2 separate regions of the Homo sapiens genome follow, and region 2 is linked to region 1. Evidence: chromatin loops called from intact Hi-C (ENCODE). Cell type or tissue: CD4-positive, alpha-beta T cell. All regions are shown on one strand.

The links. Hi-C counts contacts between places; a loop is a spot of excess contacts. Peaks named below come from ENCODE experiments on the same cell type or tissue, not always from the same donor. Only the 100,000 strongest peaks of a DNase experiment are listed, where the experiment ranks them.
Region 2: it touches region 1 in a loop (22-fold over the local background); 22 of 110 quality-filtered maps call a loop at or near these places.

What each region holds. Positions count from the first base shown.
Region 1 is chr11:77,773,225-77,781,224 of GRCh38, reverse strand. The region is part of intron 1 of RSF1 (remodeling and spacing factor 1); the gene reads left to right. It also overlaps the pseudogene LOC124902804. Among named protein-coding and RNA genes, the nearest start is that of RSF1-IT1, 38 kb to the right of the region's middle. RefSeq lists a silencer at 985-1,185. In CD4-positive, alpha-beta T cell, no CTCF peak of the experiment used is centred here; a DNase peak (open chromatin) is centred at 4,564.
Region 2 is chr11:78,041,624-78,049,623 of GRCh38, reverse strand. All of the region lies in intron 1 of NDUFC2-KCTD14 (NDUFC2-KCTD14 readthrough), which reads left to right. It also overlaps a transcript of KCTD14 not described here. Among named protein-coding and RNA genes, the nearest start is that of THRSP, 18 kb to the left of the region's middle. RefSeq lists a silencer at 3,146-3,385. In CD4-positive, alpha-beta T cell, CTCF peaks have their summits at 3,032 and 3,233 (motif pointing right); a DNase peak (open chromatin) is centred at 3,283; H3K4me3 peaks cover 372 bases.

The sequences.
Region 1 (8,000 bases):
CGGGGCTGAGGCAGGAGAATTGTATGAACCCAGGAGGTGAAGGTTGCAATGAGCCGAAATCGAGCCACTGCACTCCAGCCTGTGTGACAGAGTGAGATTCTCTCTCTCTCAAAAAAAAAAGACAATTCAAACATTCATCAGCCAATGATTGGATGACCAAATTTTTATAAATTCATACAAAGGGACACTGACGTTAAAAAATGTGTATCTCAGAAACATCATGTGAAGCAAAAAAGCCAGACAAAAAGAGTTCGTATTATATGAAACTCTACAAAAGGCAAATCTGTAGTATGGAAAACAGATCAATGGTTTCCTGAGGCCAGAAGTGGGGTGACTGACTGCAAAGTGGAGCATGGGAGAACCATTTATTTAGTCATAGTCTCTTTTTTTTTTTTTTTTTGAGACGGAGTCTCGCTCTGTCACCCAGGCTGTAGTGCAGTGGCATGATCTTGGCTCACTGCAACTTCTGCTTCCTGGGTTCAAGCCATTCTCCTGCTTCAGCCTCCCGAGTAGCAGGGACTACCAGCATGTGCCACCACACGCGGCTAATTTTTGTATTTTTAGTAGAGACAGGTTTCACCATGTTGGCCAGGCTTGTCTCAAACTCCTGACCTCCAGTGATTCGCCCACCTTGGCTTCCCAAAGTGCTGGGATTACAGGTGTGAGCCACAGCACCCGGCCCATAGTCTCTCTTCTGTTTTGTTTTTTATTATCTTAGGTAGCCTGCCTTTTGTCATCTATTAATTAGCAAGCTCACTAAACTTCCTAAAACTTCAGTTTTCATAAAAGCCAGTTTATGCTTGTCCACCTGTAAGTTGATGGCATGGAATGGTTGATTGCACATCCTGAAGACAGATATTTTATTTTACATGTTTCCTTAATGGATTTAGAAATTTGTTCCTTTTTTCTGTTTGGTTCTTTAAGTATGAGCAAGAAACATGTATTATTGTTTGCTAATCAGTTAGTTACTTGGGTTAGAAGTTGATGTTTATCAAAAAGTTACTTGGTTTTTTTAAAGACCAAACCCATTGAATTGAACAAGTCTTTATGGAATGCATGGTATGTGCTAGCCACTGTCCTAGGTGCTGAAGATATAGGCCTGTTTAATGTGGGATAGAGCTAAGTAAACAGGCATTTATGATACAATGTGATGCATAAGTACAAGTTAGGATCATTTGGGAACACCCAGCATTGGCACTTAGTCTGGATTAAGTGGGATAAAAAGATGATTTCCAAAGGAAGCAACATCTAAATTGAACCCCATGATGGGAGGGGATGGAGTGAGAATAGAGGGAACTGTACATGCTAAGCCCTAGAGGCTAGAAATAGCATGGTATGTTTGGGAACTCCAAGAAGTTCAGTATGACAGATTTGTTGAGCCAGTAAACAAAAACTGGCAACTCATTACTCTGGACTTCTCATTACATGAGAAAAACTAACCTTTTATTTGTAAAGCCACTCTAGTAAGGTTTTCTGTTACCTGAACAAATCTTTAACCAGCACAGCAAGACAATAGTATATTTAAGCAGCCCGTGTCTAGAAAGAATTTTAAGAGGCCAGGTGTGGTGGTTCACACCTGTAATCCCAGGCTGAGGTGGGCAGATCACCTGAGGTCAAGAGTTCGAGACCAGCCTGACCAACATGGAGAAACCCCATCTCTACTAAAACTACAAAATTAGCCAGGCGTGGTGGCGCATGCCTGTAATCCCAGCTACTTGGGAGGCTGAGGCAGGAGAATGGCTTGAACCCAGGAGGCGGAGGTTGCAGTGAGCCAAGATCGCGCCATTGCACTCCAGCCTGGGCAACAAGAGTGAAACTCCATCTCAAAAAAAAAAAAAAATTTTTTTTAGAAATAGCAAGGCATAGTGGTGTGCCTATAGTCCTAGCTACTAGGGAGGCTAAGGCAGTAGGATCGCTTGAGCTCAGGAGTTGAAGGCTGCAGTGAGCTATGATCACACCACTTCACTCCAGCCTGAGTAACAGAGTGAGACTCTGTCTCTAAAAATAAATAAATGGCCTTTGGGAGGCCTAAGTGGGTGGATCACCTGAGGTCAGGAGTTTGAGACCAGCCTGGCCAACATGGTGAAACCGTGTCTCTACGAAAAATACAAAAATTAGCTGGGCATGGTGGTGCATGTCTGTAATCCCAGCTACTTGGGAGGCTCAGACATGAGATCGCTTGAACCTGGGAGGTGGATGCTGCAGTGAGCTGAGATAGTACCACTGCACTCCAGCCTGGTCAACAGAGTGAGACTCTGTCTCCAAAAAATGAATGAATGAAAAGATAAATTGAAACAAAAGGGTGGATCACATAACTTAGGGACTAAAGAAATGAAAATTCTAAAATGGAAATAACTAGCTTTCAGGGATAGACCAGAAACAGAGGGCTTGCAAAGGAATCCAAAAAAGGACAGAGAGAGAAGATAAATCAGAAAAGTGATGTCACAGAATGTCCACGTTTCAAGAAGGAAGATATGATCAACAGTGTCACATGTTCCCAAATTAAGACAAAGACTGAAGAGTCCATTTAGTCCTGGGCAACATAGTGAGACTCATCTCTGCTAAAAATTGTTAAAAATTAGCTGAGTGTGGTGGTGTGCCTATAGTCCAAGCTAATTGGTAGGCTGAGGTAGGAAGATCACTTGAGTGCAAGAGTTTGCCAAGAACTTTTTTCAGAAAGAGAGAAGAGGGAGCATATGTTAGAGGGGACTTTATCATGCTCTTAACATGGTAATAGTTGATTAAAAAAAGTTTCCACATGTTTGATAACCTTATATTATTATTGTTTGAGACCAACAGCAGTGTAAAAGATTTGTTCAGTGTCACATATAAATGAAAATACTTGTTAATTTCATGTTTTATGAGTTTTCAAGGGACCCAGTCTTAGTAAAACACCGCTAGGAACATTGTTTTTCTCTAAAGCCTGAAGGTATTTTTTCCCCTCCCCTCCCCCATCCTCTCCCCTTCCCTCCCCCATGCTCTCCCCTTCCCTCCCCCACCCCCTCCCCTCCCCATCCTCTCCCCTTCCCTCCCCCACCCCTCCCCTCCACTCCCCCTCCATTCCCCCTTCCCTCCCCCCTCCACTCCCCTCCCCATCCTCTCCCCCTCCTCCCCTCCCCTTCCCAAGACAGGATCTGCCTGTATTGCCTAGGCTGCTCTCAAACTCTTGGTCTCAAGCCATCCTTATGCCTCAGCCTGCTGGGATTACAGGCATGAGCCACCATACCTGAAGTTTAAGATACTGTTTGTCTTATTTTCTGTTAGGTTAGATTTTATGCACATAAGAACTAGGTATTGAGATAATGATGCTTCTTTGCCAACAATGAAGAGTAGTAAGGATGTTAATTTTTCAATACAATGGAATAATTTTGCTTGCTTGTTTGTTCGTTCATTTGTTTGTTTGTTTGAGACAGGGTCTTGTTATGTGGCCCAGACTGGTCTTGAACTCCTGGGTTGATGCAGTCCTCCTGTCTGAGTCTCTCGAGTAGCTAGGATTACAGGTGTGTGCCACCTCACTCAGCACAACTCAGTTCTTTTGGTGGAACTCTTTTAAAAATGTCATTAAGGTCTCAGCTTTCCTGAACCTTTAAAAGGAAGTATTACTTTATTTATTTATTTTTTTATTTATTTTGAGACGGAGTTTCGCTCTTGTTGCCCAGGCTGGAGTGCAATGGTGCCATCTTGGCTCACCACAACCTCCACCTTCCAGGTTCAAGCGATTCTCCTTCCTCAGCCTCCCAAGTAGCTGAGACTACAGGCGCCCGCCACCACGCCTGGCTAATTTCTTATATTTTTATTAGCGACAGGGTTTCACCATGTTGACCAGGCTGGTCTCAAACTCCTGACCTCAGGGGATCCACCCGCTGCAGCCTCCAAAAGTGCTGGGATTACAGGCCTGAGCCACCTCGCCTGGCGGGGATTACTAATTTTGAAAATGTGGTAATAATGATATGGTTATTTAAAAATAATTATAGTTAATATCATAATGGTATTATGGTTATTTTCAAAGAGGTAATAATGGTATTATGGCAATTTTATCTTTTAGAGATACACACTGAAGTATTTATGGATGAAATAATGATATCTAGAATTTGCTTTAAAATGATCCATTGGAGAAGAAAAAAAGTCTTGTTCATTTATTTATAATTGTTTAAGTGAGGTGATGAGGTCATGAGGTTTTATTGTACTAGTCTGTCCTTTTGTTTGTTTTTTTAAAAAATGGTTTAGTGTCACCATTTTGCTGGGTAGAAGTTTTTCTATTTGTAGTTCAAGAAGTTCAGTGTGGAATGAGTGGTTTAATAATCTATATAGGATTGCCAGAAACACATTCATTGTTACCTTTTTATTTAATTACCAGTTTGCAAATGTTCACATAGAGAAAACAGTTCCTTTAGAAGTCTTCAGACTTCTAAACTTGTTTTTTATTGCTTGTGTTTGCTGGTGTTCCATTTGATTGTACTTAAAAATCACCAACATTTTATTCAGATACTCTAGTTTGCTTATTGATCATTTTTAGCAATTGGCTGGCTAGCCCTCAAATAAGGTGTCAGAATTTTTCTTTAAGTAAGACATGATCACCATCTGCTGGTGAATAGTGATAACTTTGGCTTGGGTATTGCTTTATGATATATAAAGTACATCATATACATTTTCTAATTTATTGAAATAACTAGAAACTATAATGAGCTCATTTCGTTCTGCTTTATGACAAAATCTCAGGAAACTATAAGATGACATAGTATGCTACTCATCTAGGTACCTCTGCTTGTCAAATGAATGTTAACTGAAAAAAGGTATGAGCTGATCACTTATTAGCAAGGAGTAAAGACAAAATATAAATTTCACAAAGAAATGGAGTTCTTACAGTATAAGTTTATAGTTCTGCAGAATTTTCTATAAAAGAAACATCTAACTGATGTTGTAACACCTAAAATTATGGTTTTGAATCATAAAGGAATCTTCTAATATGCTGTTGAAGGTTTTTTCCCCGTTTTTGTTTGTTTGTTTTTAGTGATACAGGGTCTCACTTTGGCACCCAGGCTGAAGTGCAGTTGGTGCAATCACTCACTACAGCCTTGAAGTCCTGGGCTCCAGCAGTCCTCCTCCCTCAGCAACCCAAGTAGCTAAGGAGGACTACAAGCACATGCTACCATGCCCAGCGTCTTTTTTGAGTGTTAATCCCAGCACTTTGGAAGGCTGAGCCCAGAGGATCACTTGAGTCCAGGAGATCAAGACTAGCCTGGGCAATAGTAAGGAAACCTGGACTCTACAGAAAAATTTAAAAATTAGTCAAGCATGGTGGGACATGCCTGTGGTCCCAGTTACATGAGAAAGCTGAGTAGGAGGATTGCTTGAGCCTAGGAGTTTGAGGCTGCAGTCAGTGAGCCCCGATCGTGCCACTGCACTTCAGCCTAGACAACAGAGCAAGACTCTGTGTTTAAACAAACAAACAAACAAAGAAACAGGGTCTCACTATTTCCCAGGCTGATGTTAAACTTCTGGCTTCCAGCTATCCTCCTTCCTCAGCCTCCCAAAGCATTGGGATTACAGGTGTGAACCACCGGACCTGGCCCTGCTCAAGTTTTAAATACCTATGGAATATACATGATGAGCATAGAAGCCTGGCGTTTTATAGAGGTCTGATACTAGAATATGCCTGTGTAAGTATTTCTTTAATTAAACATATGGACTTGGTTATTTACTCCTATATACAGATGTCCATGGGAGCATTCTCCTTTCCCTTTCCTCCCCTTAAAAGGGAGAGAAAAGCGGGGAAAAGACAACAATGAGCCCTCTTCGGTTAGTGATATCACCTGTTCGCTCCCACAGTGCTCTGAACAACCCAGAGTCATCTTTGCCATCTTTTTCATCTCTTCTGTATCACTTCCTGCATATTAATATATTCATTCAGATAATTTCTCTTTCACACCTACAGGGAACTCTCTTCAGTTTGTGTTTTGGGTTTTTTTTTTTTTTGAGATGGAGTCTCGCTGTTGTCCCCCAGGCTGGAATGCAAAGGTGCAATCTTGGCTCACTGCAACCTCTGCCTCCCGGGTTCAAGAGATTCTCCTGTCTCAGCCTCCTGAGTAGCTGGGATTACAGGTGCCCACGACCATGCCCAGCTAGTTTTTTTGTATTTTTAGTAGAAACAGGGTTTCACGGCCGGGCGCAGTGGCTCACGCCTGTAATCCCAGCACTTTGGGAGGCTGAGTTGGGCAGATCATGAGGTCAGGATTCGAGACCAGCCTGGCCAACATAGTGAAACCTCATCTGTACTAAAAATACAAAAAATTATACTGGCATGGTGGCGGGCGCCTGTAATCCTAGCTACTCGGGAGGCTGAGGCAGGAGAATCACTGGAACCCGGGAAGCAGAGGTTGCAGCAAGCCGAGATCATGCCATTGCACACCAGCCTGGGGTGACAGTGCAAGAGTCCGTCTCAAAAAAAAAAGAAAAAAAAGAAAGAAGCAGGGTTTCACCATGTTGGCCAGGCTGGTCTTGAACTCCTGACCTCAGGTGATCTGCCTGCCTCTGCCTTCCAAAGTACTGGGATTACAGGCGTGAGCCACTGCAGCATCTGGCCTAGGAACTCTCTTTTCTTTATTTTATTTATTTATTTATTTATTTATTTATTTATTTATTTATTTATTTTTTGAGACAGAGTCTCGCTCTGTGGCCAGGCTGGAGTGCAGTGATGCAATCTCAGTTCACTGCAACCTCCACCTCCTGGGTTCAAGTGATTCTCCTGCCTCAGCCTCCCGAGTAGCTGGGACTACAGGTGCACACCACCATGCCTGGCTAATTTTTGTATTTTTTAGCTGGTCTCGAACTCCTGACCTCGTGATCTGCCTGCCCTGGCCTCCCAAAGTGCTGGGATTACAGGCGTGAGCTACCACGCCCAACCTGGAACTCTCTTTTCTAGCTGTCTGCAGAAATATTTTACATTGCTTACTCCCCCTCTCCCTGTTGCTTTCATTCTCTTTTTATTTTCTTGTCCCTGTTCCAGTTCATCAAATAATTGAGTGTCTACCATTAAGTAGGAACTGTGCTTGGTGCTGGGAATACAGTGATGAAAAAGGCAGGTGGCTGTGCTTATGGAGCTTACATCTAAGGGTGAGAGAGAAAGAAGAAGAGATAGAAGATAGATAATTAGGAATTGAGACTTAAAGATAATTAGGACTAAAGAAGTTAAAGAGCTTACCTTTATTTTCTTTCTCCTTTCCTGGTTTTACTTAGTTCATGTGTTCTGTATTCTTTTTTGTTGTTGTTGTCGATATTACACTGATAAGAACCGATACTACACTTGATCTTGGCCAGAAATCTAAGCAATTGTTTTCTCTTAATTATCAGCATTTGGGATAAATTTAAAACACTTTTTTAGCCAGTGTACTTGCCTTTTCTGCTTTAAATATTAAAATTACAAGATAATTTTTCCTATTCTAGTGAACATTATTGATAAAATTAGTTTTTGAGGGGTAACTGGGCAGTTTACAGCTTTGTGTGGGTTTCAGTGGGATAGAGCCGCTTTGTAGGTTAGGCATTGTCTATGATAGCATATTACATTTTGAGTAACAACACTTGCTTTTGAATTTTTAAAAATTATCACACCACTAAAGAGAAAAGTATAATTTAATTTTAAATTAATTTTTCTCTAGGAAGAGACATTAAATATAAAGGAATAAGATTTTGACAGGTAAGGTTAAGTTAGATTTAGAGGACCAGATTTAGATTTTTTTCCTCCAAGAACGAGTGTTTGCCCCCATTGAGCATATATACTATAGCAGACTCTGCTTTTTGTATTTAAAATTTTCCGAAATCAGTTTGGAAGTGGAATGGCTGCTTCAAAAATTTTGACTGTAAGAATAGATTGGGAAATAGTGTGGTGGTTGTGCAGTGCTGGGCATGTAATTGGCGCCACTGATTGTACACTAAAAAAAAAAATGATTAAAATGGCAAATTTCACAGTAAATATATTTTACCACCGTTAAATAAATAATGTA
Region 2 (8,000 bases), 270 kb before region 1:
AAGAATAGGGGGAGAAGGGACACAAGACCCCAGAAGTTTGCCAATGTATAAATCCCCAAGTCAAAAGGTTAAACAGTGCACTTGGCTTGGCTTTCAAGTCATTGGCTTGACCCTCTTCCAAGTGTACTTTCTTTTTTTTTTTTTTTTTTTTTTGCAACAGAGTTTCGCTCTGTCACCCAGGCTGGAGTACAGTGGCACGATCTCGGCTCACTGCAACCTCTGCCTCCTAGGTTCAGGCGATTATCCTGCCTCAGCCTCCCGAGTAGCTGGGATTACAGGCACATGCCACCACACCCGGTTGATTTTTGTGTTTTTATTAGAGACTGGGTTTCACTATGTTGGCCAGGTTGGTCTTGAACTCCTAACCTCACGTGATCTACCCGCTTCAGCCTCCCAAAGTGCTGGGATTACAGGCGTGAGCAACCACACTCAGCCCCAAGTGTACTTTCTTTCCTTTCCTGCTCTAAAGCTTTTAATAAACTTTCACTCCTGCTCTAAGACTTGTCTCGGTTTCTCCTTCTGCCTTATGTGCCTCAGTCGAATTCTTTCTGCTGAGGAGGCAAGAACTGAGGTTGCGGCAGACCCATACGGATTCGCTGCCGGTCACGCTCCTTGTATTAATTTTGTATTGCTGTTGTAACAGATGAACACAAACCTAGGGGCTTAAAGCAACAGACACTTATTACCTTATAATCCTGGAGGTCAGAAGTCCAACATGGGTCTCACCAGCGTAAAATCAAGGGGTCAGCAGGGCTGCCCTCCTTTCTGGAGGCTCTGGGGAGAATTCGTTCCTTGTCTTTTCTGGCTCCTAGAGGCTGCCCGCACTCTTTGGCTTGTAATCTTTTCCTCTGTGTTCAAAGCCAGGAACACCTTTTCATGCTGCCTCTCTGGTTCTCCCTCTTCCAGTTACATTGGGTACTGCTGGATAATTCAGGATAATCTTTCCATCTTAAGGTCAGCTGATTAGCAATCTTAACTCCATCTGCCCCCTTAATTTCCCTTTGCCATGTAACCTAACATTTACAGGTTCAGGAATTAGGAAGGTGGCATCTTTGGGGGCCATTATTGTGCCTATTACACTCATCCCTTTCAATTTTGTTTTTATATGCCATGGTATTTTTTTTCTTTCTTTTTTGAGATGAAGTCTCGCGATGTTGCCTAGGCCGGTCTCGAGCTCCAAGGCTCAAACCATCCTCCCACTTCAGCTTCCTCATTAGCTCAGACTGCAGGCGCCTGTTACATTGCTTTGGTGCCTTGTATTTTTGTTTTGTTTTTATTTTATTATTTTATTTTTTTGTTTGTTTTTGGTTTTGAAACGGAGTCTCACTCTGTCGCCCAGGCTGGAGTGCAGTGGTGCAATCTCAGCTCACTGCAACCTCTGCCTCCTAGGTTCAAGTGATTCTCCTGCCTCAGCCTCCCGAGTAGCTAGGATTACAGGCGTGAGCCATCACACCCAGCTAATTTTTGTATTTTTAGTAGAGACGGGGTTTCACCATGTTGGTCAGGCTGGTCTGGAACTCCTGACCTCAGGTGATCTGCCTGCCTCGGCCTCCCAAAGTGTTGGGATTATAGTCATGAGCCACTGCACCTGGCCTGTTTTGTTTTTTTTGAGTCAAGATCTCACTCTGTCACCCAGGCTGGAGTACAGTGGCATAATCACGGCTTGCTGTAGCCTCAACTTCCCAGGCTCAAAGGATTCTCCCACCTCAGCCTTCCCGAGTAGCTGGGACTACCGGCATGTGCCACCAAGTCCAGCTAATTTTTTTATTTCTTGTAGAGACAAGAAATATAATTTGGCTGGGCACAGTGGCTCACGCCTGTAATCCCAGCACTTTGGGAGGCCGAGGCAGGTGGATCATGAGGTCAGAAGATCGAGACCATCCTGGCTAACATCGTGAAACCCCGTCTCTACTAAAAATACAAAAAATTAGCCAGGTGTGGTGGCAGGCGCCTGTAGTCTTAGCTACTCGGGAGGTTGAGGCAGGAGAATGGCGTGAACCCAGGAGGCGGAGCTTGCAGTGAGCTGAGATTGTGCCACTGCACTCCAGCCTGGGCAACAGAGCGAGACTCTGTCTCAAAAAAAAAAAAAAAAAAAGAAATATAAGTTTCGTCACATTGTCCAGGCTGGTCTTGAACTCCTGGCCTCAAGTGATGCCCCTACCTCAGCCTCCAAAAGTGCTAGGATTACAGCCATGAGCCACCGTGCCTGGCCAGGATATAGTATATTTAATAAAATATATACCTATTAAAATTTTTCTGGCTGGGTATGGTGGGCTGTAATCCTAGCACTTTGGGAGGCCTGGGTAGGAGGATTGCTTGAGGCCACGAGTCTGACACCAAGATGGGTGACATAGTGAGAGGCCCCATCTCTACTAAAAAATATTTTTGCAACCTGGGCAGCATAAAGAGACCCCATCTCTACAAAAAATTTAAGTTAGCTGGGTGTGGTGGCATGCGCCTATGGTCCCAGCTACTCAAGAGGCTGAGGCAGGAGGATTGCTTGTGCCCAGGAGGTCAAGGCTGCAGTTAGCCGTGATCATTGCCACAGCACTCCAGCCTGGGCTACAGAGCAATGCGCTGTCTCAAAAAAACCCCCAAAATTATGATTTCATGTATCTGTATATTCTTTATACCTACACAGGTAGTAAACACAAACTTAAACGTTGGAATGAAAAAGCAAATTGAAGGAGCCATCTGGGTGGAGGGAGGGGAAAAAAGGAAGCGTACATGAGTACTTTATATTCATTAGGTCTTATTTCCCAAGCTTAGTAATGGCTACATGAATATTTATATATTCATCATCTAATATTTTTGAATAGATTAAGTACTTATAACAACAGAAAAGGAAAAGTGAGAAATGTTTTCTAGGAATAAATGCAAGCCTCAGCAAAAGTTCAGAGGCATGAAATAGCAAGATACATACATACATATATACTGATGATTCTCCAGCATGCCTGCACTCTCTCCCAAACTCCACCATAACTTCCAAATCTTTGCTCACCTCTTCCTAACCTCGCCCCCTTAAGTCCAGCCTCAGCCCCCGCGCTGACATTTTCGCCAGATCAGCCCCCTTCCCCTTTAGGATAGGCTCTCCTCTCATTGCAAGGTGCGCCTCTTATCGTGGGTGGCTCAATCCATGCATGTATGCCTGTCCCCAAAGAACTGCAAACTCTGGGAAGGTTGGACTCCCAGCCCCAGGCTCAGGGCTCCGGTTCAGGCGGGGCCCCCGCCGTCGCGGCTCCGGCCAGCAGAGGGCGCTGCCGGGCAGGCCCAGGCCTGGAGTGGCGGGGACCCTGGCCTCCCGCCAACACGCGAGCTTTCCGGCTCACAATTGTCAAATCCTCTCATCTTTCCAAGACACCCTCACCACATAGACAGCGTCGATGTTCTGTAGCTGGTTTACTAAAGGGGCTTGACTTAGCAGGGAAAAGCACTGAGCCGATCTCTTTCTTTCCTGCTCCTGCCCTTGCGAACTGATTCTGTGGACTCCTTTTTTGCTGTTTCTGGGGGAAATCTCGGCAGATCACTCGCTTTTCTCGGAGTCCTCCCCGGTTTACTGTCAGGTAATTCCAGCTTGTGTCTAAGTGCAGGCCATTATTCTGGCAAACGCTCCCCTCCTGAGGCTGCCTCTAACTGGGACACCTGCTGACTGGGGAGAGGACCGGCAGCCTCCCTGCGTCCTCACCCAGCTCTTCTGCTCCTCCTGCCCCTACACAGGCTGCCTCGGACTCTTCCTGGGTGGGGTGGGGGAGAAGCGGTAGGGGCAGCAACGTCTGAGGAGGACCTGAGTACTCTGGGCTTTTGGGAGCACTTTGACGGGCGTTATGAAAACCCTCACATCTCTCCTCAGTAGTACCCTTATAAAGAGGGGCTGTCTCCCCCAGGGCTGCTTATGAAACTGCCTTTGAAAAAACTATAACAGTGAGAAAATTAGGGCCGCAAAAGACATCTGATCTAACCAACCCTCATCTTGCCTTTAACCTCCAAACTGCCTTTGGTCACTCCTGGGTTTAGGCCAAGCTAACTTTGGAAGACATTTAGTTTATAGTTTAAATGATAGCAGCCCTTCTCCAAAACTCAACTGCCTTTGTAAAGCTAATGAAAGACCAACCAGGTCAGGAGGATGTTGAGCCTGAGTTCTGCTAAGGTGCAGACATAAACGATTGCCAACCATTATTCCAGAGGCAGAGGGAAGATATGCAACTTCCCCAATTACTCCTGCAGATAACATCACTATCGTAGAACCTAAGACTGGTACTTTGGGAGGCCAAGGCAGGCAATTGCTTGAGCTCAGGAGTTCAAGACCACTCTGGGCAACATGGCAAACCTTGTCTCTACAAAAAATACAAAAAAATTAGCTGGGCGTGGTGACATGTGTTGGTAGTCCCAGCTACTTGAGGGCGGAGGCAAGAGGATTGCTTGAGCCTGGGAGGTCAAGGCTGCAGTGGGCTGTGTTTGTGCCATTGCCCTCCAGCCTGGGTGACAAAGTGAGACCCTGTCTCAAAAAAAGATCTCAGGAGTTGGGTGAGTGGGCTTGAGCATTCACACCTACGAGGCAAAATGGCACAGCTTAACTTGTGTGTGACCTTCCTCTAGGAACACTTGACTGGTAAGAGAAAAATGCCTGAAATGAGCATGTGAACAATTTCAGTAAACATACTACACATGCGGGCCCCTCCCAAGTGCTGGCAGGCCACTGTGCATGTGGACAGCCCACACCAAGGAAATATCAAGGGAGGGGAGGCGCAAAACCCCGGAAGCATGCCAAGGTGTAAAGCTCCAAGTCCAATGTCAAACCGGACAAGGATCTCTCAAGTCACCTGCTTGGTCCTCTTCCAAGTGTACTTTACTTCCTTTTGTTCCTGCTCTAAAACTTTTTAATAAACTTTCACTCCTGCTCTAAAACTTGCCTTGGTCACTCCCTCTGCCTTATGCCCCTCCGACTAATTCTTTCCTCTGAGGAGGCAAGAATGGAGGTTACTACAGACCCGTACAGATTCACTACTGCTAACAATTTGAGAAATAACTCCGTCTCCTGTGCGGCATGGCTGGCCTTGTGGCAATTAAACTATATCTTTATTACAATGCTGCGTGGTCTCAGTGAATTGGTTTTGTCTGTGCAGTGGGCGGAAGAACCTACTGGGGGTTATACTCACTTACTGCCCCTCAGCTACTACAACCCTCCTCACACCTCCAGTCTCATTCTGCCGGAGTCCCCTCACCCCTAGATAGAAGCTCTCTTCCACCAGGTCCTTTTCAGGAAGATTTTTCTGCGGGGTCCACATGTGGGTCACAGGAAGCACACAGCTGGCAGTGCAGCCCCTTCCTAGCAGCCCCTCCACACCCTGCTAGGTGCCAGGCAGATTCCAGACCCCAGAGTCTCCACCTCCAAGACTCCCCAGATAGTTCTCCTAAAGCCTCGCTCACCTGGTTAGAGGTGAGGGAGAGCAGCGCCCTCTACTCCCTGTTTTGGGGTGTGGGCTGGGGAACAGGCTGAGGGAGCACGTTGACAACTCTGTCCAGAGAAATTTCCCCTCCAGCTTCTGGGGATGTCGCCTCTCTTTGTGGTCAGGAAGTAGGTGAAGAGGTGGGTTTTAACTCTGTTCTCCCTTCTGGGGAATCCTAGGTGGGTGGTCCAGCTTCACTTTAGGATCAGCAACTCTGGCCTTGTTTCTGCCTTTGGGGCCTCAGCTGAAATTCTGAGCCTACTGGAAAGTCTTCATTTACATTGTATTAGTTTCCAGACTTTCCCTAAGAGCTATTCAGGGTGTCTGTCACCTCGAGCCAGAAGAGACTTCCTCAGAGGATCCACCCAAGACAAAGCTGCCATCAGTTCCCTGAGTGAAACCCTTCCTTCTCTGTCAGCTGCATGTGGGCTGCACCACTTTGCCTCACCTTCCACCAGAAGAATCCTGCCCCTGCTTCTCCACTTGACCAACACCTTTTGGTCTTAGAAGACCCGAGTCAAAATGTCACCTGCTCCAGGAGGCCTTCCCTGACACCCCACGAGCTGGTTCAGGGGGCCCCTCCACTGTGCTTGTGCCAGCCCTGTCACGAAGGATTCTGTTGGCATTCCCTCTGTCTCAGTCTATCCCCTCACTTGATTCTGAGCTCTTTGCAAGCAAGGATGGTATTTGTTTTATTGAGTATGTTTAATTGTTTCATACGAAAAGCACACACAGGCTGGGTGCAGTGGCTCACACCTGTCATCCTAGCACTACTAACCTACTTTTGGTTTATCTGAATACCTCATTCTTTTTTAGCGATGACAGTTATTCCATAGCAAGAGACATCATCATTTTATCTAACCATTCTAATGAATGGATATTGAGTATATTCCTATTTTGTGGATAATACAAGCAACATTGCAACAAATATCTTACTACATAGTACACATGAGAGTATTTTGGTAGAAGAAAATGCCAGGGGTTGGGCTGCTGGAACATAGGGTGTGTGCATTTAAAAGTGTAACAGAGGCCAAGTGCGGTGGCTCACTCCTGTAATCCCAGCACTTTGGGAGGCCAAGGCAGGTGGATCACTTGTAATCCCAGCACTTTGGGAGGCCAAGGCAGGGATTACAGGTGTGAGCCACGGTGCCCAGCCCCTCTTCCCTTGTCTTTGTCAACCATGTGTGCAGTAAAGAAGCAGGCAACATGGCACCGGCCAGGTAGGGAAATCATTTGCATAATGAAAAATTAGGGTGGGGTGGCCAGCTTCTTCGCAAGCTATATAAATGGCACACCGGGTCTGACCAATCTTTTGTGCCCTATGTAAATCAGACACCACCTCCTCAAACTCGTCTAGAAAACCCCATGCATTTCACCACAGAACCAGAAGACCCACTCGGGAGCCTTTCTCTCTGCAGGAGAGAGAACTTTTCCCTTTCTCTTGCCTATTAAACTTCTCTCTTAAACTCACTCCTTGTGTGAGTCCGTGTCCTTGATTTCCTTGGCATGAGGCAATGAACCTCAGATATTTACCCCAGACAATGATGCTGCTTCAACACGAAGGTGGCCATGCCACGTAGGAGATGGAGTTATTACTCAAATCAATCTCGTTCAAAGCGCATAGGTTAGGGATTTTTCTTTTCTCTTTCTTCTATTTTTTTTTTTCTTTTTGAGATAGTCTCACTCTGTTGCCTAGGCTGCAGTGTAGCGGTGGGATCTTGGCTCACTGCAACCTCCGCCTCCCAGGTTCAAGCAATTCTCGTGCCTCAGGCTCCTGAGTAGCTGGGACTATAGACATGCGCCACCACGCCTGGCTAATTCTTGTATTTTTAATAGAGATGGGTTTTCACCATGTTGACAAGGCTGATCTGGAATTCCTGACCTCAAGTGATCCATCCCGCTTGGCCTCCCAAAGTGCTGGGATTACAGGAGTAAGCCACCGTGTCCAGCCATTATCATTTAAACTATGAACGAAATTTCTCCCAAAGTTAGCTTGGCATATGCCCAGGAATGAGCAAAGACAGTCAGCCTGTGACACCAGAAGCAAGATGGAGTCAGCCATGTCAGATTCCTCTCACTGTGATAATTTTGTGAAGGTGGTTTTTTTTACCAGGGGTCCTTGCTCACAGAGCTCCCAAGATGGTGGCGAGCTACTTCCAAGATGGTGGCAGGCCACTTCCAAGATGGTGGCAAGCCTTTCTTGGCCTCACGGATTCCAAGGAATGGAATCTTGGGCCATGCGGTGAGTGTTATAGCTCTAGTAGAAGCCGTGGGTCACGGAAGAGAACCGTGGAACCCAGTGACTAGTGTTCAGCTCGATTAGGATGAACCAAGGCACTTAGCTGTGCAGGAACAATGGCAAGCCTTTAGCACGATTGGGAGTGGCAACGGGAGTCTCGCTGGATCAGGAGCACAGAGGACACCCTGCCAGATCCGGAGGGATGGGAGTCAGTGGCAAACAGCAGTGGTGGATGGTGAGCGAAAGCTCAGCTCGAGCCGTAACAAACATGGACCAGAAGAGTGCAGTTGCAAGATTTAATAGAGTGAAATAGC